Regions from separate parts of the Homo sapiens genome. Here all the other regions are linked to region 3. Evidence: chromatin loops called from intact Hi-C (ENCODE). Cell type or tissue: PC-3. All regions are shown on one strand. Each heading gives the region's core, and the rest is flanking DNA. Links, peaks and the distances in the headings are about the cores only.

The links. Hi-C counts contacts between places; a loop is a spot of excess contacts. Peaks named below come from ENCODE experiments on the same cell type or tissue, not always from the same donor. Only the 100,000 strongest peaks of a DNase experiment are listed, where the experiment ranks them.
Region 1: a loop joins it to region 3, with 10 times the contacts of the local background. A loop is called at or near these places in 3 of 110 quality-filtered maps.
Region 2: a loop joins it to region 3, with 6 times the contacts of the local background. A loop is called at or near these places in 4 of 110 quality-filtered maps.

The regions. Positions count from the first base shown.
Region 1 is chr3:9,029,397-9,037,091 of GRCh38, reverse strand. SRGAP3 (SLIT-ROBO Rho GTPase activating protein 3) reads left to right here. Exons shown (of 22, transcript NM_014850.4): 12 at 4,340-4,442. Among named protein-coding and RNA genes, the nearest start is that of RAD18, 70 kb to the right of the region's middle. In PC-3, for the core only: a CTCF peak has its summit at 3,049; no DNase peak of the experiment used is centred there.
Region 2 is chr3:9,220,787-9,228,481 of GRCh38, reverse strand. All of the region lies in intron 1 of SRGAP3 (SLIT-ROBO Rho GTPase activating protein 3), which reads left to right. Among named protein-coding and RNA genes, the nearest start is that of SRGAP3-AS3, 7.7 kb to the right of the region's middle. RefSeq lists an enhancer at 3,827-4,086. In PC-3, for the core only: a CTCF peak has its summit at 3,784 (motif pointing left); a DNase peak (open chromatin) is centred at 1,921; H3K27ac peaks cover 884 bases.
Region 3 is chr3:9,298,816-9,306,510 of GRCh38, reverse strand. It overlaps a transcript of SRGAP3 not described here. Among named protein-coding and RNA genes, the nearest start is that of SRGAP3-AS4, 53 kb to the right of the region's middle. RefSeq lists a silencer at 3,651-3,760. In PC-3, for the core only: CTCF peaks have their summits at 3,750 (motif pointing right) and 5,284; DNase peaks (open chromatin) are centred at 3,840 and 4,490; H3K4me3 peaks cover 1,019 bases; H3K27ac peaks cover 1,266 bases.

The DNA.
Region 1 (7,695 bases), core at 1,164-6,163, 270 kb after region 3:
TCCCAACTCTCTCCTGCTCCTTGGGAAGGGAGTTGGGCAAAGTCTTGGCAACCTCTGGGGTTTTCAGTTTCCTGGGCTCAGGATGGGGAGACGGAGGGCTTGGCAGAAGTTCAGCCCGTACAGCTGTTCCTCTGGGCTCTGGCAATTTGGAAACATCAGGATGATTCACACCAGGCAAGGCCCTTCCAGCACACGGGGCGGCAGATGTGCAGGGTCACTTTCGAAGAACCTTTTAGAAACGAACCCATTATAATTTTTTTTTCTTTTCTGGCGAGAGAATGTTGTCATAGTCTCAAAACAACAGAAGCTGTATTTTACACCAAATTCTGCAAATAGTGAAACAGATGGGGGATGAATTGAGCTGTCCCTCACTTCCTCCTAATTCCTAGAACTCACGCAGAGAAGTTTGTTCCAGCAGAGTGTGGGAGAGGAGATCTGTAATCAAACACTTGGCCAGGTCTCAGGGTCTTCCCTCAGGGGAAAGTTGAGGGTTTGTGTGTTTTGTTTTGTTTTGTTTTGTTTTGTTTTGTGTTTTAAATAAAGCCCTCTGAAGTGTTGTCTTCCACACCCTCCTTGACCTAGGGCCTGGGAAATCCAAGCTGAGTTTATCAGACCTCCCACTTAGACACCCTGCATTCAACTGCAGCTACCCTGCGTTCAATTGCAGACATAGCCCTGTGTACTCTGGTTCCTGGTCAAGGTCAAAGACAACTTTGTTAGTAAACTAAAAGTCTCCCCTTACCTCCAAAATCATGATTTAACTTGTGGAAATTGTTGCTAACAATGTCTCTGTCCTATGGCTCTCTCTGTATCTTCCATGGACTCCCACACGAGGTGGATATCATTTCTGGATGGTTATTTGAGCAGGATCCCCTCAGCTAAGTTGCTGTTGACCTTGTATAGAGGAACTGGTGTTGCATATGGGCTGCAGCATGTTATATTTTTCTCACACTTCAGAACCTTATCTTAGAATAGACCAAATTCATAATAACCCTGTAATTCAGGATGGCCAGATGTGATAATGCACTTAAGTTTAAAAGCGTATTGCAAATGTCAAAGCAAGATGCAAATATAAGGTTTGATTATTGTGATTCAAATGAATGTCTGGCTCCCCTTACCCAGGTTGACATGCCCTCGTGGTCTGGATTAGAGGTGAAATCACTTGAGATCTTGTTCAGGCAGATGCAACGCAGTACACAGCCCATGAATAGCCTCCAAGGGCCCGACTGGCATTGCCCTACAGCATTGCCACCATTTGGGATGTTGACCTCCAAGTCTATTAGGTTATCTAGGGGAATTTTTCATCACATCCCTTTAGTTGCAGGATAATTTTGAGGCTATTTCCTGTGTTGCCAACGTGTGTTAATTTTCATCTTGATTAAAAGGCAGAAAGGGGACATTGGTCTCTGGTTTCTCTTTCTTCCTCTCTGTGGCTTTCTCTGTTCCTGTTTTCCCTGCCTCTCTTTCTTTCTTTCTTTCCTTTTTGCTCTGCATCTGAGCAGCAGAAGAGATGGAAGGCTTAGGCTGCCCCACTTTCCTTGGCCGAGCTGCCCCCCTGCTCCCCACTTTGTGCCCCACCCAGCACTTCAGTAAGTCGATATAGATTTGATATTGTGCAAAGTTGGGATAGCTACGTTTCCTTGTCAGAGATTCCAGACAGTGCACAGAGCACCACACAAAGAAAGAAATCCTCGTGTGATTCACACAGTCCTTTGCTTTCTGGATTGGGCAGGAAAAATGGGAAAACATATGCTATTTCCCCTTTTTTCCACTTTGTAGAATTTAAGAAAAAACAAAAAACACTTAGGACTTTCTTTTAAGGAAACCCTCCAGTTGGGCACCGTAGGTTTTTTGATATTGAGTGTCCAACACCTGCTTTTAGAGTCTCCGCTCTTCCTGGCCATGAGAATTTAACAGATAATTTAATGTTACTTCTGGATGTTCTATGATAAAATCACTTTCATACTCACACTAGATCCTTGAGAGTAGGAAGAGCTGAATTTTACCACCAGCCTCAATCACATTTTATTTGTGTGACCTTAGGCAAGTTTCTTCATCTTTTGTGGGCTCACTGGCCTTGTATGTAAAGTGAATTGAATATTCTTTCCCAGCCTCACAGGGTTGTTGTGAGGTTGTCATGCAATGTGATAAGGAAATGATCTGGGAATGTTCAAAAACAAGCCAAACACTATGAAAACAGGGTGACAATGTTGCTATCATCAAGTTATTTCTAATCCCCAAACTTAAAACCTTTGGCCTTGTGTCACATTTTTGACACTCTCTTTTGCCTTTGGTATTTGAAAATTTAAGAGCAGCTCTTGTAAGAAATCCCACCCCACATACATACATCCTCAAAAAAAAATAAGTAATTTTTGAAAAATAAATGACATGGACTTAGCTAACCAAATTGACATAGATCCAAGATGGGCTTGAAAGAATCTTGCCTGTTGTTTCTTTTCAAAATTTTGATCTGTGCTGTTATTTTGTTTCCATTGTTTGGGTGGCATGATATTTGGATTCACCTGGTTTTTGCCCATGCATGTACTGGAGCTAGCAGCATTTGCTCAATACTCAAACACCTAGGAGAAGTTGGTTAGAGGTCCCTGGGGATGGCTGGCTTACCGAAGGAGACAGGTACCACAAGCCCAGTCAGCAGAGGCAGCATGAATCTCATTAATCCTGATTGGCTGCATAGTCTGGAAGATTTCTTGCCCGCTCACAGAAATCAATCAAGACTTGGGGGACCAGGTCTTTGCTTGTCATGTGTGGACATTATCTGTGCCTGGCTGAGTCCCCACTTGTTGCTACCCAAATTTTGAACCAAGCCATTTGAAAATGAACTGCCTCTCTTGGTTAGGGGCCCTCTTCTTAACCTTCAAAAGGCCTTTGCCCCAGAAGGCTGGCACCATTGAGTCAGGCCAACTTGTGTGGTGAAATGAGCAAATAAGCCAACACAGGTATATGCATGGTGAGCAATTCTGGAAACGGGTCCAGTGTTTGTGGCTGTTTCTCTGGTGAACTGTGGTGTGGTTACCCCTCCCTGTGGCCAAGAGTGGAGCACACTTTAGGAATGGAAATCCTAAAGTAAAGCAAGACACTTTCAACCTGATCCCATGGCAAAGGTTACTGGGGTAGATGAGTCCTTGGCTGGAAATAAAAAAGTGCCCTAAGGCTCCATGATGGTGGCCTGGTAGGAAAAGCCCTGAACTTGGAGCCAAAGAGTCCTGGGTTTGGGCTCCAGCTCTGTCAGTTCTCCTTCACAGGAGGCTTCAGTCTCTGCCTCTGTAAAATGGGGCCACATGCACAGGGTTGAGATGGTATTAAGTATAATAATGGATTTGAAAGTGCTTTAATTGAAAATGTACTTGAGGCTGGGTAAGGAGGCTCATGCCTGTAATCTCAGCACTTTGGGAGGCCAAGGCGGGCAGATCACGACGTCAGGAGTTCAAGACCAGCCTGGCCAACATGGTGAAACCCTGTCTCTACTAAAGATACAAAAAATTAGCTGGGTGTCGTGGTACATGCCTGTAATCCCAGCTACTCGGGAGGCTGAGGCAGGAGAATCGCTTGAACCTGGGAGGCAGAGGTTGCGGTCAGCTGAGATCATGCCATTGCACCCCAGCCTGGGCGACAGGGCAAGACTCCGTCTCAAAGAAAAAGGAAAAAAAAAAAAAAGAAAGAAAAGAAAGTGTACTTGACTAAAGAGCAGGATATTACCATTATCCTGGGGTCACCCAGGGACCCCAAAGAAGTTGCAGCCTCCCTCATGGCATCAGTTTCTTCATCTCTGAAATGAGAATAGTAATTGCCTGGCTCTTAGATCAATGAAGTAAAGATCAGTCAAGTGCATTTGAAATGCCAAGAGGCATTAGGAAGATCAGTGCCCTGGTACATTGGGAGTTGAGACTTGGTGATAAATTTAAACCAAAATAATGAAAATTAACCCTCACAATCATTTTTGAAAGTCTCTTGCTTTCTCGGGCTACAGATTACATCTCTCTCCCCTGATTCCCCCTCCATCTGGTCAGCTTTGCAGGATGACAGCCTCTGATTGGAGTTTCAGTGGTTTCTTGCACATGTACTATATTCCCCCTAAGATTTAGAATGCATTTGAGTTATGTAAGAGTTGCTCCTGCTTGGCATTGTGGGTAAATTAAGGTCCCCTAAAACATCCAAAGGCCTTCAGATGGAACATTGGAAACCAATGTCTTGGCGGGGGGTCAGGGGCTTCCATTTACATTTTGTGTTCCCCTTTAGTCGTGGGTTTTAAGAGCATCTTTCCCAGTTGTATGTTTATGTTGGTTGCTTTCTTGATTTCTTTTGTTCCGTTTTCCCCTAGGCCCCCCTGTCTTCCCCCTAAACCACAGAAAATGAGGAGACCTAGGCCTCTCTCAGTGTATAGCCATAAACTCTTTAACGGCAGTATGGAAGCATTCATTAAGGTACTTGCTGGGGAGCCGTGGAGTCCGCGAATGCACCCAATGTAATGGCAGCCTCTGTCCGCCCGCCTCCCTGCCAGCAGACAGCCCTGTCCTTGGCCAGGCCCTGTGGAGCTAGTTCCTCACTGCAGCCTGCTCTTAGCTTCAGCAAGGACTTTTCACGGGAGCTGCCGTGGCTTCTAACCATTTGCTCCTAAGTGCCCTGCGCAATTCTCAGCCCTGGGGGTAGGGATTCAGATCATGAAAGAACTCAGGGAAGTCCAAGTATGGCTGAAATGCCACACTTCATTCACGCTTCATTGCTTCAGCAACTGCAGTCCTAACACCTGAGGGACAGTCAGAGAAACCCCATTCCCTCACTTCACACCTACATCTCCCAAGAGGAGCTAGATTGAAAGCAACACAGAGGAAATCCCTGTGGGTATCAGTGTGTTTTTATACACGTGAATTTTTTTTTTAGTTGCATATATACCAGCAAAGGAAACACATACATTTTTTATAAGAGAAAATCCTCCCACCTAGTTTTGCTTCCTGTTAGGTGGTCTGGGAGAAGGGAGAAAAGTTGAGGTTGTCCCTTTTGAATTCTAGGTTAATCCTTTGTACCTTAAACTAAAAATTGAAGTAGTTTAGCTAGGCGAGTTTCTCTTTTCTTTTCTCTTTGGTGTAAAGGGTATGAGATTAAGCCATATCAGATATAATGGCTCAAGGGAAATTAAGAAGATGGAGAAGCGAAGAGCAGCAGCTGGGGAGATACTTGAGGAAGGGGAGAAGCACTCTTAACATTACTTAGAGGAAGCAGGGAAGTCCCTGCAACTGATTTGAGAGCCCACTACCTTCTAATGAAGACACTTTCTTCAGAGAAGATGATAGATATCAATCAGGAGAAAAAACAAAGGCTCCTGGGCTTTGCCAATGATTTGGGGGTTTTGGAGGCTGCTCGTGCTCCAGCTGTCTACTTGTGATCCTCAGACAGGGTCCAGCACAAGACTTGCAGGACAGCAAAAGACTGGATATATGAGTTTGGCCTTAGGCAGGGGAGGGGGTAAGCAGGACCAGCCTGGGTCCCAGGACTGTCTCTGCCTGTGGGCTGAGTTCTGGGGAAGGGAGAGTGGGGAAAAGGGCAAGTGGAAGACCAGGGCCCAAGTTGGGACTGCCCAGGGTCGAAGGATGTCAGGGGCTGCTGTAGGATGCCTAAGAAGACCAAAGCGTAGAGGATTCCCAAAAGGAAGGGCCCATGGATGCATCAGGAAGGAAGATCAGGAGGTGACCCAGAGGGAGTGGTTTACTGGGTCATGGGAGGGCAGGGCTGTACCAAAGGAATCCTCTGTCTCCATCCTCCCTCCTCTCTCCTCCAAGACTTTCTTCTTTCATCCTTGCCCATAAAAGAGCCATGGTCCATGGCCAAGAAGGGGCTAGTTACTCTCCCTTCCCTCAAGGAGTCAGTAGTGGAGCTTGGGCAATTTTAAACACAAAAGGCAGAAAGTGGAAGGTGATTTAGGATGAGCACCTGGTGAGTTATCCCCACAGAAACAAGTTTAGGATAGGCGCAGTGGCTCACACTTGTAATCCTAGAACTTTGGGAGGCTGAGGTGGGAGGATGGCTTGAGCCTGGTAGATCAAGGCTGCAGTGATCTACAGTCATGCCACTCCAGCCTCGGTGACAGAGCAAGATCCTGTCTCAAAAATAAACAACAAAAAAAAAGAAGTTCAGAGCAAGAAGAGCTATGAGCTCAAGCACAGTAGGCTTCTGGAGGGGCTTTGAGAGAAAGATGGGAATACAGAGGAGAATGAAAGGACAGAAGGAATTATTGAAAGGAAGAACAGAAGGAATGAAGGCTCAGAGACAGGGACATCCTCAGTTTGCTTAGGTCTTTGGAAATGGGTGATCAGTCAGGATACTTGGAAGGAATCAACTCTTATCTGACAGTACTTGACAAGTAGATATTCTGTTGAGTTAAGTATTTTCGTAATAGAGGGGTCCTATATATAAGATGTGACTATAAAGTTATCTGACTTTATTCCTTCTGACCAACACATCATAACCTAGTCAACCACATGAGTGTTTGCCCCTTTGAGACAGTCACCTTGGGAAGCCACCTTCTTACCTGAATGTGTTGGCATTGCTGCAGCTGCTTTGGTCAATCTTCTTTAGAGCCTGGAGCATGGCCTTTACCAGTGGGGCCAAGACTATGTATTCAAATGGACACCTTGTCTTTGGAATAGAAAGCTCCGTTTGAAGCTGAGCTTTGCGATGCCATTGGAGGTGCAAAATGGCAAGAGGAATATGCTACAGTGGGGCTGTTCCACTGGCTCTGAAAAGAGCACCCCAGCAGCGACAGCCCAGAGCACTTGAGCAGTGGCAGCGCTGTTGGAATAAGTGCATCACCTCCTAAGGGGAAAAGTTGGAGGAATAATACTCATTTGACTGGGAAAAAAGGTGTGTTTGTTAAATACTATTTCATTCATTCATTCATTCATTCATTCATTCATTCATTCATTTATTGAGGCAGTCTTGCTGTGTCGCCCAGGCTGGAGTACAGTGGCACAATCACGGCTCACTGCAGCCTTGACCTCTTGGGCTCAAGTGATCCTCCCACCTCAGCCTCCCGAGTAGCTGGGGCTATACGCATGCACCACCATGCTTGGCTGATTAAAAAATAATTTTTTTTTTTTTTGTAGAGACAGGATCTTACCATGTTGTTCAGGCTGGTCTTGAACTCCTGGGCCCAAGGGATCCTTCCCAAGGGCCTCCCAAAGTCCTGGGATTACAGGCATGCGCCACTGCACTTGGCCTTACTATTGCGTTGCTTTATAGTCACACTGTACTCATCACATACCATCAGCACAGTTCAATAAACTCATACTGTGCACCTACTATGAGCTAAGTGGTCAATGTTTTACAGCACAGTTTTACTGTGAAAGATTATTAACTTTCAGAGAATGAAAAGGCAGTATAATGTATTCAATCCTTCAACTATTGAGAATGGAATTTAATTTTCTATTATAATTCACATGCCTTCTGAAAGAACATTGAACTAAGAGTCCCCAGCTTTGAAAAACCACACCTGTGAAAAGTTTTTTTAATAAAATAACATCACTGGGACTTCACAATTATGGTGGTCTAGAGGGACAAGGAAGCATCCCCTGGGTTCATAATCATAAGTAAATGTTGCTGGAGTTTGTTTTATACATTTCTTGGACCCTACCTGAATAAACAAACCCCTTTCAAAATCCTTGATGTTTTTTCCTCCTCCTC
Region 2 (7,695 bases), core at 1,164-6,163, 78 kb after region 3:
AGGAGAAAAATTCAACTTACTTTTTTTTCTGGACCAACCCTGAGCACTAGGCAGGAAGTGGTCTGGCTGTGCATTTGCTAGCATTGGCCAGTGGTGCATTTACTTGAGATGCACAACAAAATTGGGCAACTTCATTTAAATATCTGCATTTCTGACTTTTTAAAAGCAAATTGCATGATCTGGCGGCACTGGGTGCCTGTTCTCATGCAGTAACCAATCAGCCAGAGCTGACTGGCGGCTGCCTTTTTTAGACAAGGTATGTGCTCTTGAGCCCCTACACCTCCCTATCCCAGAAGCTCTTGGGTCCCCACGACACCCTTCTCTTACACCTGCTGCTGCTTGTCATTGGCCTAACCTGCCTGGTTTCTACATGTGTTTGAGTTTGCCACCTTTGGATTAGGCCAAGAAGTTATGCTTTATTTTCTGTCTCAAACTATGATCATCAGATTGGGTTGTACAATGAGAATTGCATGACAGCATAACAAACCATTCTATGTCTGTGATGGAAAACTGCCTCCGACTTACCATCATCCTTTCAAACTTCACCATGGAGACTCCCTGTCATTACTTCCAGTAAAACCTTTGTCATCTCCTTAAGGATGAGTTTGAAGTTTTACTCAAGGGCAGGATACTCTCCCCCAACAAGAAGTGCTGCTGTATTTGTCTCTGACTGCCCCCCAACCCCTGAGGGGAATGAGGGAGGGGCATTCAGGTGCTAGAGGCCACTGAAGACCCAGTGATGCATTAGATGGTGTCCTTAGTCATTCCTATCGTAGCCACCGTAATGCATTTTTAGTAGTTAAAAACATCGCAATGTAATTTGATAATTTTAACACCAAAGCACAATTCACAAGAAGTAATTCTGCCCAAACAGTGTGGTCCAAGGACTCTGCATTGGACTGGGAAGCCAGACAGATCTAGGACTGAATCCCAACATTGTCACTTACTAATTGCTTGACCTTGGGCAAGGCATCTCCCCTCTCTATGCCTCAGTTTCTTCCTCTTTCAAATGGGCACCCATTGGACTCTTGCAAGGATTAAATGACATAACCCATGCTTACCCAATGTCTGGAATGTGGGCCACACTCAATAAGTGCGCTCTGTTATTACTCTTACCCAGATTTTGAGGGGTCGATTCAATCCAAGAGTGAAATTTACAACATTCATGGCAGAACGGATGGCTTGCAGGCAAAGTTAGACCCACTAGCATGTTTTGTTTGGCCTTTGCAGGATTTACAAAAATGAATTCATCATTTCCAACACTTAAAAATGAAGAGAGTTAAAAAAAATCAGGGGAGTTCATGTAAAAATCCAGACTTCTGGCAGCTCTTAGAAAATGGGAAGATCTAGGAACACTGGGCCCTCATTCTCAGAGGCAAAAATTGGCTGTTCCCTTCCAATGGGACAGGGGCTCGGACTTGTGCCAGTGCCCACCTGGCCCACTTTGCTCATTTCTGTTGCCTGCTTGGCTCCTGTGGGCAGGTGGGTTTTTTTGACCTGGAGGAATGGATCCACCTTGAGCCAATCCTCCATAAATATCATTTCCTGCAGACGGGGTTTGGAGAAGGTGAATAGCAGGTTGCATTTCCTGGCAGGTGCTCATGGTGCCATCTGTGTTATCGATGAAATGAAGAGCCATCAGCTTCAACAATTTGAGGGGCAGAGATGGGGTCATGGTCCTCTGAAAACAATCTGAGAAATTAACAGATTTGTAGCTGTGAATGGATGGCCATCTCATCACCCCATGTAGGTGGGCTGAAATTTAATGAGGAAAAAGTGTAAAGTCTTGCCCTTATGTCTGAAAACCAGTCTGTAGACTGGGGAGAGGTGTGCTTAGCAGCAGCACTTGTGAAAAAGACTTAAGGTTCTCGTTGACAGTGAGTTTTGCTGTGAGTCACTGTGAGGCAGTTGCCAAAAAACCTAATCTGATTCTGGGCTGCGTTTATAGAAGTCTAGTGTCTGGAAGACCTTTCTAACAATTAGAGCTGTCTTGAAGGAACAGGCAGGCAGTCTCCTAAGCCTTGATCTCCCAGGCGTAGGAGGTGCTCGAGGCTGGGTGATGAATCCCTGGAAGAGATTGTCAAGAGTGGGGATTTAGGCATCAGAGGGAGATTTGTTCTAGGTGACTTAGAAGGTCTCTGCCAATCTGAGATTTTCTGCTTTCTGCAGCCCAGTAGAGGAAAATAATTTCCATAACAAAAGTAAAACTCTTTCTGATAGAGGAAAGCAGGACTCCCTGAAGAGGCTCAAAATGGAAATGTAAACTTCCAGTTCTTACCAAGTAATGTGGGCAAAAGATATCACTGCCTCTACCCCACCCCTGACCCCCTGCCTTATTTCTCAGAGATAGGGGTCGGGGGTTGGGGTTGCGGGGCAGGATCTGCTCTGCACATTACTGGTAATTTTTTTTTAAAGCTGAACTTTTATGCAGAGCTTGCAGACTGACAGCACATGGGCCCGATCCAGCCTCAGGTGTGTTTTATTTGGCCTGTACTGTGTCTTTTAAAAATGTGAGTTAGATGCCAACTTGTAAAAATGAGGAGATTTTGTATAAAATATGGACTTCCCAGCAGCTTTTATAAAAGTCAGAAGGTCTGGCAGCGCTGGGCTTTTGTTCTGGGGATGAGCACCGATTGCCCTTCTGTGGCAGGACTTGAGCTCTCCCTTGGTCATGGTCCTAAACTCCCTACCTGGCCTGCGTCACCTGTTTACCCGGCCTGCCTGGCCCCAATAGGTGTTGGAGTTTGCCATCCCTGGTGTCATGGCTTGTTTTAAAGGCCCTGCGCTGTTGTGACCTTAAGGTGCCATTGTGGACTCTGCTTGGTCATCCCCTAGCAGAAGGGCGGGCAGCTGGGAGTTTGCCAGGGGATGGGGTTGGGGTAGAGGGAGTGGGAGCAGAAATGCTTTTATAGCTGCTTTTAAAAAGTACCTGTGGCTCACACACAGTCAGCCTCCAATTCTTTCATCTCAGTAAACACCCCCAGCTGTTCTATTGTATGGCTCCAAGGCCCCCAGTGGTTTTCCTTATAATGACCCAAGTCTTCAACCTGGTAACTTCCACACTGTGGGCCTGTTCTGGAGCTGTTCAGGACAGTGGCTTCCTCTTCCTCAGCAAAGCCTGCTAGACATTTGCAGACAGTAGTCTCCTCTCTCCTGGAAGCTGCTGACCATCCTTGCCCTGAGAAGGTGGTGTTGGGTGCAGAGAGACCAGATGGATTTCCTGGAAGTGGCTGAGACAGAGCTGCTTTCAGGTGGGTCCTGAGCTGGGCAGTTTCTGCTTGGAAGCCCTGAGTGTCACGTGAAGCACTGTTCTCTCCAAAGGCCCCTCACTCCAGGCTCAGAACCTCTCTGTCATCTGCTGGTGAGAGACAGAGAACTGAATCTTTTTATGAAGTTTGGGGATTTGGTGGTAGAAACTGCAGGCACTTTACCCAGAAGCAGGAATCTTCAAGGACTGTTAGCTCTAATCTGTTGGCTGCTACGAGTTGAGGGGAGTGAGGCCTGCCTGTAGACCTCTTGATTGCCCTGCTCTGCAATAGAATTTGCTAGACTTCCACGCTGTTTGACTCTGTCTCTCTGCTTTTTGGTTCTCAGGCTGAAATTGTCCATCCTAGACCTTCACAACCTATAGGACACCCTCCAACACCACTTCCCTGCACAGCCAGCCCCTCCCTGTGTGGTTCTGCAGGCTTCTCACTTAGGAGATGCCCTGCTGTTCTGAGTTATTTCTAGTGTAGACATAGGAGCTTGTCTGGCCATCCATGGTACAGCCATCTGGTGGCAGTTTCGTGTTTTCACTGTGGTTGCCTCAGTGTATTCTTTTATTGAGTCATCCTTTGAGTTTCCCTTTTACTTTTCCCTTATCTCTCTGTTTAAGGACTCGCCCTTTCTTGGGGCCTTTCTCCCACAGATATGAAGGTATTTGTGAATTGTGGCAATTTTGGGAAGGCGGTATTTCTTGGGAATGGCAGGGTGCTCCACGATTACTCGACATTTGGAAGATGCTGGAGTCTGCATGGGGGGAGAAGATGGGCAGGCACCCTCTGACCTGCCTGAACAGGGTTAAGTGTGCAGGGTGGAGGAGGGGTGCGTGGTGTTCCCACACGTCCATCTCCCTTCACACTTTCCTCCCTCTATTCCCTTTTCCACACCACTTGTAAATGGCATGACATTTCAACACGAATGTCATGGCTGCTACCTAGTTTGGGGTCCTGACCGGCTCAGCCTTCCCTGGGGGCTTCCAGAGGTCTGAGTCAGAAACAGCCAAGTCTCATGTCTAAATGAGTTGTTCTATTAACTTGGCTTGGGTAGCACTCGGTGACGAAACCTGACTGTTGCTGTAGGTATCATGTGGAAGGGCTGCGGGCATGGTGTATGCATGTGTTTGTTGCAGGCGTGTTTGGAGAGGAGGGTCAGGCCTTCTCTTCTGCAGGGGCGTCTGTTTTCCTTCAGAGCCCCGTGGCTTGTGAAATGGCATTGCACAAGGAAATGATCTATCTGGAGCCGATTTCACTCCTGTGTAGTGCTGGGAGCTAATTGAAACTTCGAGAGGAGAAGTGCCTGTCTTCCATCCAGAATCAAGATTAATTGATGTTCTTTAATGGAAACAAATCGAATCTCACAGCAACCCTTCCCATTAACCTTACAGTCATGCACTTTTCTATGAAGGCTGGGATGGTTCTTCAGAATCAGCAGGTTCTTGGAAACAGTTGATGCCTTGAAGCCATTTGTGTCTGTCCTCATAATGGCTGGTGGGAAACGGGGATAAAATGCCTTTGGAACACCTGATGAGTGGCTGGGATGAAGGGGTGATTCTTGTTTGCCTTGTGGCTTGCATGGCACACTCATGTTGCATTGCATTTGATCTCCCTAGCAACCCCGTGATGCAGGTGGAGTTGGACTGAGTATCTTTAATGTATCATGAGGAACTCCTCCTGACTTTGGAGCACCAGTCCCTCAAGATGTGTGCTGAGCAAAGGGCTCTGTGTTCAAATAAGTGTAGAAAACATTCTACTGCATCCCCTTCCTAAAGATTCATAGCTCACTTCTATGTATTAAAGACTCTGATAAGTCCTGTAGAAAAATCTATTTAATTCATTATTTCCTGAACTTATTAACCTAGGTACTCTTTTTCTTTACAGTGTAATTATTGGCATCTTCTAGACCTACTGACATGTCCTGTAAAAACCAGGTGATAAACATTTTAGGCTTTGTGGGCCATATGGTCTTTGTTGTAACCAATCAGCCCTCCCTTTGTAGTGCAAAAACATCCACAGACAATAGAGAAATAAGTGGATGTGGCTATGTTCCAATAACACTTTATTTCCAAACATAGGCTGTAGGCCAGATTTGACTCATGGGCTGTAGTTTGCTGACCTCTGTTCTGGAAAAGCATCCTGCGGTATATCTTTTTGGGAGATGATTCTTTAAGTGTCCAGTGAGTCTCACACAAGGACTGCACTCTCAGCCCCTAGCACTGGTGGCATAGTGGCAATGTCTTGTGGAGTGTGGCTCAGAGGCTGAATATCTTGCTCAGGGTATGTGACTGTTAAGTGCTATCACAGAGATATCACCCAAGCTGTTGACTATAAAATTGATTTATTTTTCATTATTCTCTTCTCTTTTGGAGTACAAGAAGCGGAAGGGGCAAAATGCTCTTGGGAAGGGGGCAAAATGCTCTGAGTGTCTGCTATGTAGAATCACAGTGATATGCATGCTAGGTGCACGTGGGCATTTATGTACAAGTTGGTATCAGTGCGACCATGATATTTGTGTTAGGAAACACAAATGTGGTTGATGGATAAGTTAGCCAGTTAGAGGCCTTTGTTTCAAAGCACTTAACAGAAGATGCTAAAAAGAAGATTCAAAGTGCAATTTGAATTGAGATCTGTGGTGATAAATCATTAATAGAATCAGCAACGTGCAGGAGTTTACTAAACACCTAACATGTTCCCTTGCTTTAATCAGAACTTTGAATTGTAAGCAACAGAAATCACCTAAAGCTGGTGGTAGTAGAAATACATGGATTTTATTATAAAGATGCAGGGTGTCTTGTGGAATCCAGGTGGGGAAATGCAGTTGGCCCCAGGCTGGCCTGGGACCAGGAAGGAGGGCCAGGGAGCCCTGGTTTGTTCTACGAATCGGTAGTACACTTCCTCTCATTTTGTCTTCTCACTGCACATCTGCTTCATCCTTCCTTCTCAGGAAGCCAGTCATTTCTGGTACTTCAACTACATGACAGGTACACAGTGGTTGCCCATTGCTCCCAGCTGTGTGTTTCAGGTGGAGGTAAACATATGGAAAGACTGTTGGCTGTCTCTCTCACTCATATTCTCTCTCTCATTTGTCTGTGATGCCTCCTCCCTAACTCTGAAGGGATCAACCTAGGCCATTCCTGAACCAGTCACTGTGGCCAGTGGGATGGGATTGACAAGAGATCTAGGTCAGCCAGACCCTACTCCTGTGGATGGGGCAGGCGGTTTCCAAAGGAGAGGGGCTACTACAGTCCTGCCCTGGCCAGGCGCTGAGCAGGCACAGAGTTAAGAAGAATCCTTTGATCCCCCGACATTTATAAATGAGTTGGGAAATAAAACCAATACATAGTAGTAATGACAATGTCACATGTGCTAAGTTGTTTCATTAGACAGTGGAAAAGATACTAAATAAGGCGCCAGTTTGGCTGCATAGACGTTGAGCACCAAAAGATGGAGTCAGGAGAGGGTGTGTGGACTGACCTTGTCAGGAAGGGCTGGCTTTCTGCAGCACATAGACATTCTCTGAGGGTGAGTGGGAAGCAGAGTTCTGACTGGGAGATCAGCATGGACAGAGCCAGAATTGTAATGTAAATGCAGTCTGGGTGGGAGTGTTAAACTGGGAGGCTCTTTACCAAGAGCAGGGAAATAACTTTATTTAAAAAATTTTTTCATATTAAAATTTTGTCTTTAAAAGATAGGGCCTTGCTCTGTTGCCCAGGCTGGAGTATGGTGGTGCCCTCATAGCTCACTGCAGTCTTGAACTCCAAGGGTCAAGCATTCCTCCTGTCTCAGCCTCCTGAGTAGCTGGGACTACAGGCGTGCACCACCACCAGGCCTGGCTAACTTTTAAAAATGTTTTTGTAGAAACAGGGTCGTGCTCTGCTGCCCAGGTTGGTCTCAAATACCTGGCCTCAAGTGATCCTCCTGCCTCAGCCTCCCAAAGGGCTGGAATGACAAGCATGAGCATGCCTGGCCGGAGATAACTTTAGAAAGCAGTGGGAAATGTGTTGAGGGAAAGCAGGAAGCTTTGCTGAAGACCCAGTCCCCAGTGGTCTCTTAATTGTACCAGGAGGGGCTGGAAGTTGGAACTGCTGTTCCTGGGGGAAGGGGCAGTGCTGGGGAAAGACCCTCAGCTCTACACAGGCAAGAGGAAGTCCAGGCTGGCAGATGCATGTCCTGGCCATGGGGCTGGGATACTCAGGAATAAGACTCAGGCACTGGGGACTAAGGCAGATGCTGTCACCAGCGGGGTGGGACAGAGGTGGGACCTGAGAGGATGGGAGGTGGGGTCTGCCCTGGGCTGTGAGGCAGCAGCAGGACTAGCAATGTGGATGGAGTTGCTTTGCCTTTCCTCAAGCCATCCTCTTCCCTGTCCTCTCATTAAAACTTTCCTGTGTGTGTCCCATTTGCTTGGGACCTCAAGGCCAATGATGAGCTAATC
Region 3 (7,695 bases), core at 858-5,857:
TACCATTCAGGACATAGGCATGGGCAAGGACTTCAATGACTAAAACACCAAAAGCAAGGGCAACAAAAGCCAAAATAGACAAATGGGATCTAATTAAACTAAAGAGCTTCTGCATGGCAAAAGAAAGTACCATCAGAGTGAACAGGCAACCTACAGAATGGGAGAAAATTTTTGCAATCTACCCATCTGACAAAGGGCTAATATCCAGAGTCTACAAAGAACTTAAACAAATTTACAGAAAAAAATCAAACAACCCCATCAAAAAGTGGGCAAAGGATATGAACAGACGCTTCTCAAAAGAAGACATTTATGCAGCCAAAAAACACATGAAAAAATGCTCGTCATCACTGGTCATCAGAGAAATGCAGATCAAAACCACAATGAGATGCCATCTCACGCCATTTGGAATGGAGATCATTAAAAATTCAAGAAACAACAGATGATGGAGAGGATGTGGAGAAGAAATAGGAACACTTTTACATTGTTGGTGGGAGTGTAAATTAGTTCAACCATTGTGGAAGACAGTGTGGTGATTCCTCAAGGATCTAGAACTGGAAATACCATTTGACTTAGCAAACCCATTGCTGGGTATATACCCAAAGGATTATAAATCATGCCACTATAAAGACACATGCACACGTATGTTTATTGCGGCACTATTCACAATAGCAAAGACTTGGAACCAGCCCAAATGTCTATCAATGATAGACTGGATTAAGGAAATGTGGCACATATACACCATGGAATACTATGCAGCCCTAAAAACGGATGAGTTCATGTCCTTTGCAGGGACATGGATGAAACTGGAAACCATCATTCTCAGCAAACTATCACAAGGACAGAAAACCAAACACTGCATGTTCTCACTTATAGGTGGGAATTGAACAATGAGAACACCTGGACACAGGGTGGGGAACATCACACACTGGGGCCTGTCGGGGGGTGGGAGACTGGGGGACGGATAGCATTAGGAGAAATATCTAATGTAAATGACAAGTTGATGGGTGCAGCAAACCAACATGGCACATGTATACCTATGTACCAAACCTGCACATTGTGCACATGTACCCTAGAACTTAAAGTATAATAAAAAAATAAAAATAAAAAACAGCAACAAAAAAAATCTAAAAAAAAAAAAAAAAAAAAAGAGAGGACCTCCTGTGAGGGCTGTGGGTAGCTTCAGCCCCTCCCTGTTACACCGCAGCGTTCGCGTGGAGGTCACACTCTTCTTGAGCTGCCCTCACCAGTGACTGAGCACCAGGAGGACACTACAGTCCCGAAGCCTGAGGCTCTTCCTGCCCAATCCTTCCTCCCCTTCTCTCTTCTTTGGTGGCAGACCTGCAGCAGGGTCTGAGACTTTCTGGGCCTGCTCCTATTCCCTCACTCCTTTATCCTTCTTAGATGTTTCTTCCAATTAGTCTTTTGTATGTCTAATTTTGTCTTAGCGTCAGCTTCCTGGAAGGCCCAACCTGACATTTCTTTGTTCTCAGGACCCTGACATAATGGAGATGGAACAACCTCTGAAGGTTGTTGTGAGGATTAAATGAGGTATTGTTGAGAAAGGCTTAGCAGAAGGCCAGCACAGAGGAGGAGCTTAGTGATATTATTCCCCAGGTGAGCAGGTGGAGAATGGTATCTGTCAGATGTCAGTTTCATTAGCTGTTGCAACCCAGTGGACTGTCCCTGAATACCTGTCCCCTGGGAGTTTCTTCAGGAATAAGGGACTCAAAATTGGAAATGGGAAGCCCTGGGAAGATGCATCCCAGGCCCTCAGGGAGTGAGCATACGACCTCTGGAAGAAACTCCTGGTTTTGGGGAGGTCCTAGTGCGGAGGGGGAGAAGCCCAAATGGGAGGCTTTGAGCTTTATCCCTCACTGACAACAGCACCGGCCACTCGCTGTAGCTTGGAGGAGAGAGCCAAGGGCAGCAGAACATGGTGAACCTGGGCGTCAGAGTAAAATCCCAGCTCTGCCATTTACTACCTACCCACCAGGGCTGCTGTTAGATTTAAGATGCTAAAGATAGAATGCTGAGCACAGAGTGAATGTCTAAGACCTACTAGTTCCACTCCCCTCCCCGATACCATTTTCATTCTACCGTTCTTGTAACTACTCTGGGTTTGAGAATTATGGCAGGAGACTGTGCTAAGGAGCCAAAGTCTAATCTCTGGATTGCTGAGAATAAAAGGAAGGTCTGGGGAAAGAAAGGAGGGAGGGCAAGTGGGCATGAAGAAGAACAGAGCTTTCATTAGGCAAGTGTTTATGGGCAACCCCCACGTGCCAGGCTCTCTGCTGGGTGTTGGGTTATGCAGGTGATTAGGACACAGGCACTGTTCTTAAGGAGCTCAGGTGCTGAAGGGGAAGTTACTGTTGTGGACTAACTGGTCTGTAAGTCGTACATGGGGTCCCGTACCACAGGCAGGCACAGAGCTTGGCAGCAGTGCGACCCTGGACAGAATTGTTTGTGAAACGTCTCCCCTTCCAGACGAAGTTATTATAGCTCTTGTGATTTTGTGTGGTGCCTAGATTTCCCCCGTTGTACACTCAGTTCAGGAGTACTTACTCAAGTCTCACTCAAGGGCATGGGGACCCCAAACACCTTGTTCATGTGCACCCCAGGGCCCAGCACACTGTAGGCAGATGTGTGTTGACTGAGTGGTCTTCAGTTTCCTTATTTTAAGATGAAGATAATGTTGATCTTAACAGGCTGTTGTGTGGATTAAATGAAGTAATGTTTATCAAGTGTAAATCGCCTTCCAAATGTTATTATTGTAGACTTTTCAAATTGGTGCAGTCTCTTGTGGATTAAGCCAGTGACTTGAGCAGTCATTCTATACCTTCCTCATGGCTATTTTGAAGATTAAATAAATTAATATAAATAAAATGCTTAGAACAAGGCTTATCACATCACAAACACTCAAAAAGTGTTAGCTAAATCAACAAGGATAAAATTTCAGGTATGCAAGATGATTAAGTTTTAGAGATCTCTATATAGGTGTAGTATATAGTTAATACTGCTGTATTGTGTACTGGAAAATCCATTAAGAGGGTAGGTCTTATGTTAAGTGTTCTTTTTTTTTTTTTTTTGAGATGGAGTCTCACTCTGTCGCCCAGGCTGGAGTGCAGTGGTGCGATCTCAGCTTGCTGCAACCTCCACCTCCCGGGTTCAAGCAATTCTCCTGCTTCAGCCTCCTCAGTAGCTGGGACTACAGGCATGCGCCACCATGCCCAGCTAATTTGCGTACTTTTAGTAGAGATGGGGTTTTACCATGTTGGCCAGGCTGGTCTTGAACTCCTGGCCTCAAGTAATCTGCCCGCCTAGGCCTCCCAAAGTGCTGGGATTACAGACATGAGCCACCGCGCCTGGCACGTGTTCTTGCCACAATTAAAAACAAACAAACAAACAAACAAACAAATGTAAAGGAAAAAATATAAGTAAGAAAAAATCGAGGCAGTGTTACAGCTTGTCAGAGTGCTCAGAACAAATGCTGTATAACTTCTAGAATTTATCATCTACATTGGTTTATAACCATTTACTATTTCAAAAGTGGTGACAAAAGGTGGTGGTGGGAGATATTAGGTACTTTAAGTATTATCTTCGTTGCCATTCTTCGGTGTCATTTTACCCATTCGAATTCTGAGGTTCAGAGAACTGAAGCCCCTTGCTCGGATTGCAGAGCCTCTCCCCCTTGTACCCGGGAGACTGTTCCTAGTGGCTGTTCTGGGACATTCTCAGAGCGGTTCGCCAGGTGGCGCTCTTCCCCCGGGATAGGATCCGGCCAAGACCCACCCCGCGGCAGACGCTAGCCCTTCCTCACTGCAAGAACCTGGCGTTCTACAGCCAGCAGGGGTTTTGAGCGTGTCTAAGCTCTCATTTTAGAGGGAGAGAAATAAAGCTCTGCGAGAGTATGTCCCTGGGCTCAGAGCCACCCACAGGCTCCAGGTGGTGCTGGGGCGGAGTCCCAGTTTATCCAGTGACGAATCCCATTTGCCTCTTACCTCCCTGCGGCATCCTGACCTAGCTCCCCACGCCCACCTGAGCCCCTTCCTTGCAGACACCATGTCATGCCTGGCTGCAGCTGGGCAGAGCGAAGTGCTTCTCTGCCGAGCTGTCGCAAAGCTCCACTATCTAGGAGTAGAGCGAGTGTTTGGGAGCAGGGCAAGCGTTTAGGCAGGCTGGGGAGGGGTGAGGGGGATACCCAGGGACGCACCCTCCCGTTTCTCATTCGTCTCTAGCTGCAGTCAGAAGCAGTGTATGCACTGCTAAGGCCAGGGCCCCTGGAGTCAAACTGCCTTCGCGGAAACCCTTGGCCTCCCCTTACCCAGCAGTGGGCCCTGGGGGCTCACTAAGTTTCCCATCTCTAAAATGGGAATAGTAATACTTACCTCATTGGGTCACCGTGGGGACTCGGTGAACGTACATAAGGCACTGAGGACGGTTGTAAGCACATGATAAGCACAATAAAAATGTTAGCTCTCGGCAAGACGACTCACCAGCACCCTACCTGGATAGAAGAGTTTAGGTGAGAATTTCAGGATGATTCATCATACTCCTCGCCTATTCACTCACCCCACAATATCCTTTCAGAGTAACAACTGCCGTTTATTGGCAGTTATGCCAGGCAGTATGCGAAACCTGTGATTTCCATGATCTCAATTAATCCGCAGATCAACCCTGTGAAGTAGGTACTATTATTGTTCCTCTCTCATGGTTGAGGCTTACACAAGATTAAGTCATTTATCCCAGGTCACGCAGTTAATGACAGAAGTGCGTCCCACGCTCATTCCTGTCTGGTGCCAAAGATGAAGCTTTTTACTACTACTCAATATTCTACCTCCTCTTGAAGCCAGTTAAAAACAACAAACACAGCCCCTCAACAAACACAGGCTCCCAAAGGAGCCACAGGCATCAGCCGTGCTCACTGTAATTCTACAGGACCCACCCCTTACAGAAACCATGGTCTGTAGAGTGAGATTTCTTTCTGCTCTTACGTGGCACAAAAGAGAGAATTTTACAGATGTCTCCCTGCTCCCCTGCAAAGTGCTTTGACTGACACAGAGGCCTCTACACATTAAAGCTAAGTTAGCCATGGAGCCTTTAAGGGCCACCTTCCCCTCTTCCTGTTTCTTCTGAACCTCAAGGCCACCCATCTGGGCAGGCGGGGGACCTGCATCTCAGGCATGTGCGTTAACTTAACTTCTGGGCCATCCCGGATGTAATGCAAGGGCTCAGTGACTCAGGCCAGTCTATCTGGGATTTGTCCTCTCTTGGCATGTGAGAGTCTGTGCAGCATTGACATCTTTTGGCCATGAATGAAACAACAGGAACCAACCTACAAATGCAGAATCCCAGAAAGTCAGGGCCGGAAGAGGCTGTAGGAAGTTAAAAAACGAAACTTCACCAAGGGAAGGGTCTTGATGAGGATCACATTGAGAGGAAGGAAGGTGACCAGATTTAAGCCCTTTTTTAACTTCCATACCTTCCTGGTACCCTCTGCTCCCAGAGGTGCTGAGCTGGGAGGGGTGGGAGTGGGCAGCCAGGTTGCTAAGCTTGTGCATTCAGTCAGGTGTCTCTTTCTTCCCCTCCCCAGCATGTGATTATCCTCTAAAACAAGACTTCTCAACCTCAGCATAGCCCAGACATTTAGGGTTGGATCATTCCTTGTTGTGGCAGCGGTCCTGTGCATTGTCTGATGCTGAGCACAATATTTGTCCACTACCCACCACCCACTGGTTTCCAGTAACACTTCCTTCTCCCACTCTGTTGCATGACAACCAAAAATGTCTTCAAACATCATGAAATATCTCCTGGGGGACAAAATTTCTCCCCTCTCTCCCTTCTGTTGAGAACCACTACTCCAAAAGCAGACTCCTTCCTCCTTCCCTTCCTGGAACACATCTTAAGAGCTTGGTATATGCCATGCTTTGCTGGCTCATGAATCAAGCCCTGGCTCTGTCCTTAAACAATTCAGAGTCTAGCTGAGGAGACAAGGCCCACACAGGTGGCAAAGATGGGAAGCCTCTCCACAGAGACAAGGGCGAGGTGCCCAAAGGAGCACAGGGGCAGATGCCTCACTGTCTGGGGAGATGTGAGGAAGCGTCACAGAAGGACAGATGGCAATTTCTCAGGCAGGCAAGGTGGGTAAAGGACATTCCAGGCAGAAGAAATGGAATGTACAAAGGTAAAGAGTTGTGAAGTGTGAAGTTTTGGGGAAAAATATTTTAGTATGACTGTACTCCAGAGTGCACATGAGGAGAGATTAAGGAAAGGGGCTGGAGAGTCAGGCAGCACAAGTTGATGATAGTGTTGTTGGTGGTGGTGATGATGGTGGTGATGATGAAGATGATGATGGTGGTGGTGACGATGGTGGCTAACACATATAGAGCACTTAGCGTATGCCAGACATTGTTCCAAGTATTTCTCATACATTATCTCTTAATTTTCATGGCAATCCTTTGAGGAAGGTGCTATCATTACCTCAGTTTACATATGGGAAAAATGTTGCAGAGAGATGAAGTAACATGCCAAAGTCACATAGCTTGTGAAGGTTCCTTGTGAGCCCTGAGAAATTTGGCTATGGAGAGCTAAGGGTGTTTGTTTGTTTTTGAGATAGAGTCTCACTCTGTCGCCCAGGCTAGAGTGCACTGGTGTGATGTTGGCTCACCGCAACCTCCGCCTCCCAGGTTCAATCTCCTGCCTCAGCCTCCTGAGTAGCAGGGATTACAGGTGTGTGCCACCATGCCTGGCTAATTTTTGTATTTTTAGTGGAGATGGGGTTTCACCATGTTGGCCAGGCTGGTCTCGAACTCCTAAGCTCAGATGATCCACCTGCCTCAGCCTCCCAAAGTGCTGGGATTACAGGCGTGAGCCACCTCACCTGGCCGAGCCAAGGATCTTAAGTAGAGCAGCAACATGATCAGTGTTTCAGTTATTTTTAGCTGTATAATAAACCACCAAAAACGTACTTGCCTACCACCAGCGTTTTATGATAGCTCATGATTCTGTGGGTTGGCTGGGGCTCAGCTGGGTTGTTCTTCCACTAGTCTGGCTTTTGCAGTGGCAGTAACATGGTGGATGGGGATGCTAGTTGGGGCTGGATGTCTACTATCTTGAAGTTTCTTTTCTTTTCTTTTCTTTTTTTTTTTTTTTTTGGGACGGAGTCTCGCTCTGCCACCAGGCTGGAGTGCAGTGGCGCGATCTTGGCTCACTGCAGTCTCCGCCTCTCGAGTTCAAGCAATTCTCCTGCCTCAGACTCCCGTGTAGCTGGGACTACAGGCATGCACCAGCATGCCCAGCTAATTTTTTGTATTTTAGTAGAGACAGGGTTTCACTGTGTTGGCCAGGATGATCTTGATCTCCTGACCTCGTGATCCATCCGGCTCGGCCTCCCAAAGTGCTGTGATTACAGGTGTGAGCCACCATGCCCAGCCATCTATTTTCTTTTTTTTTTTTTTTTTTTGAGATGGAGTCTCACTCTGTCACCCAGGCTGGAGTGCAGTGGCATGATCTCAGCTTACTGCAACTTCTGCCTCCCTGGTTCAAGCGATTCTCCCACTTCAGCCTCCCGAGTAGCCAGGATTACAGGTACCCACCACCACGCCCGGCTAATTTTTCTATTTTTAGTAGAGATGGGGTTTCACCATGTTGGCCAGGCTGGTCTCAAACTCCTGGCCTCAAGTGATCTGCCTGCCTCGG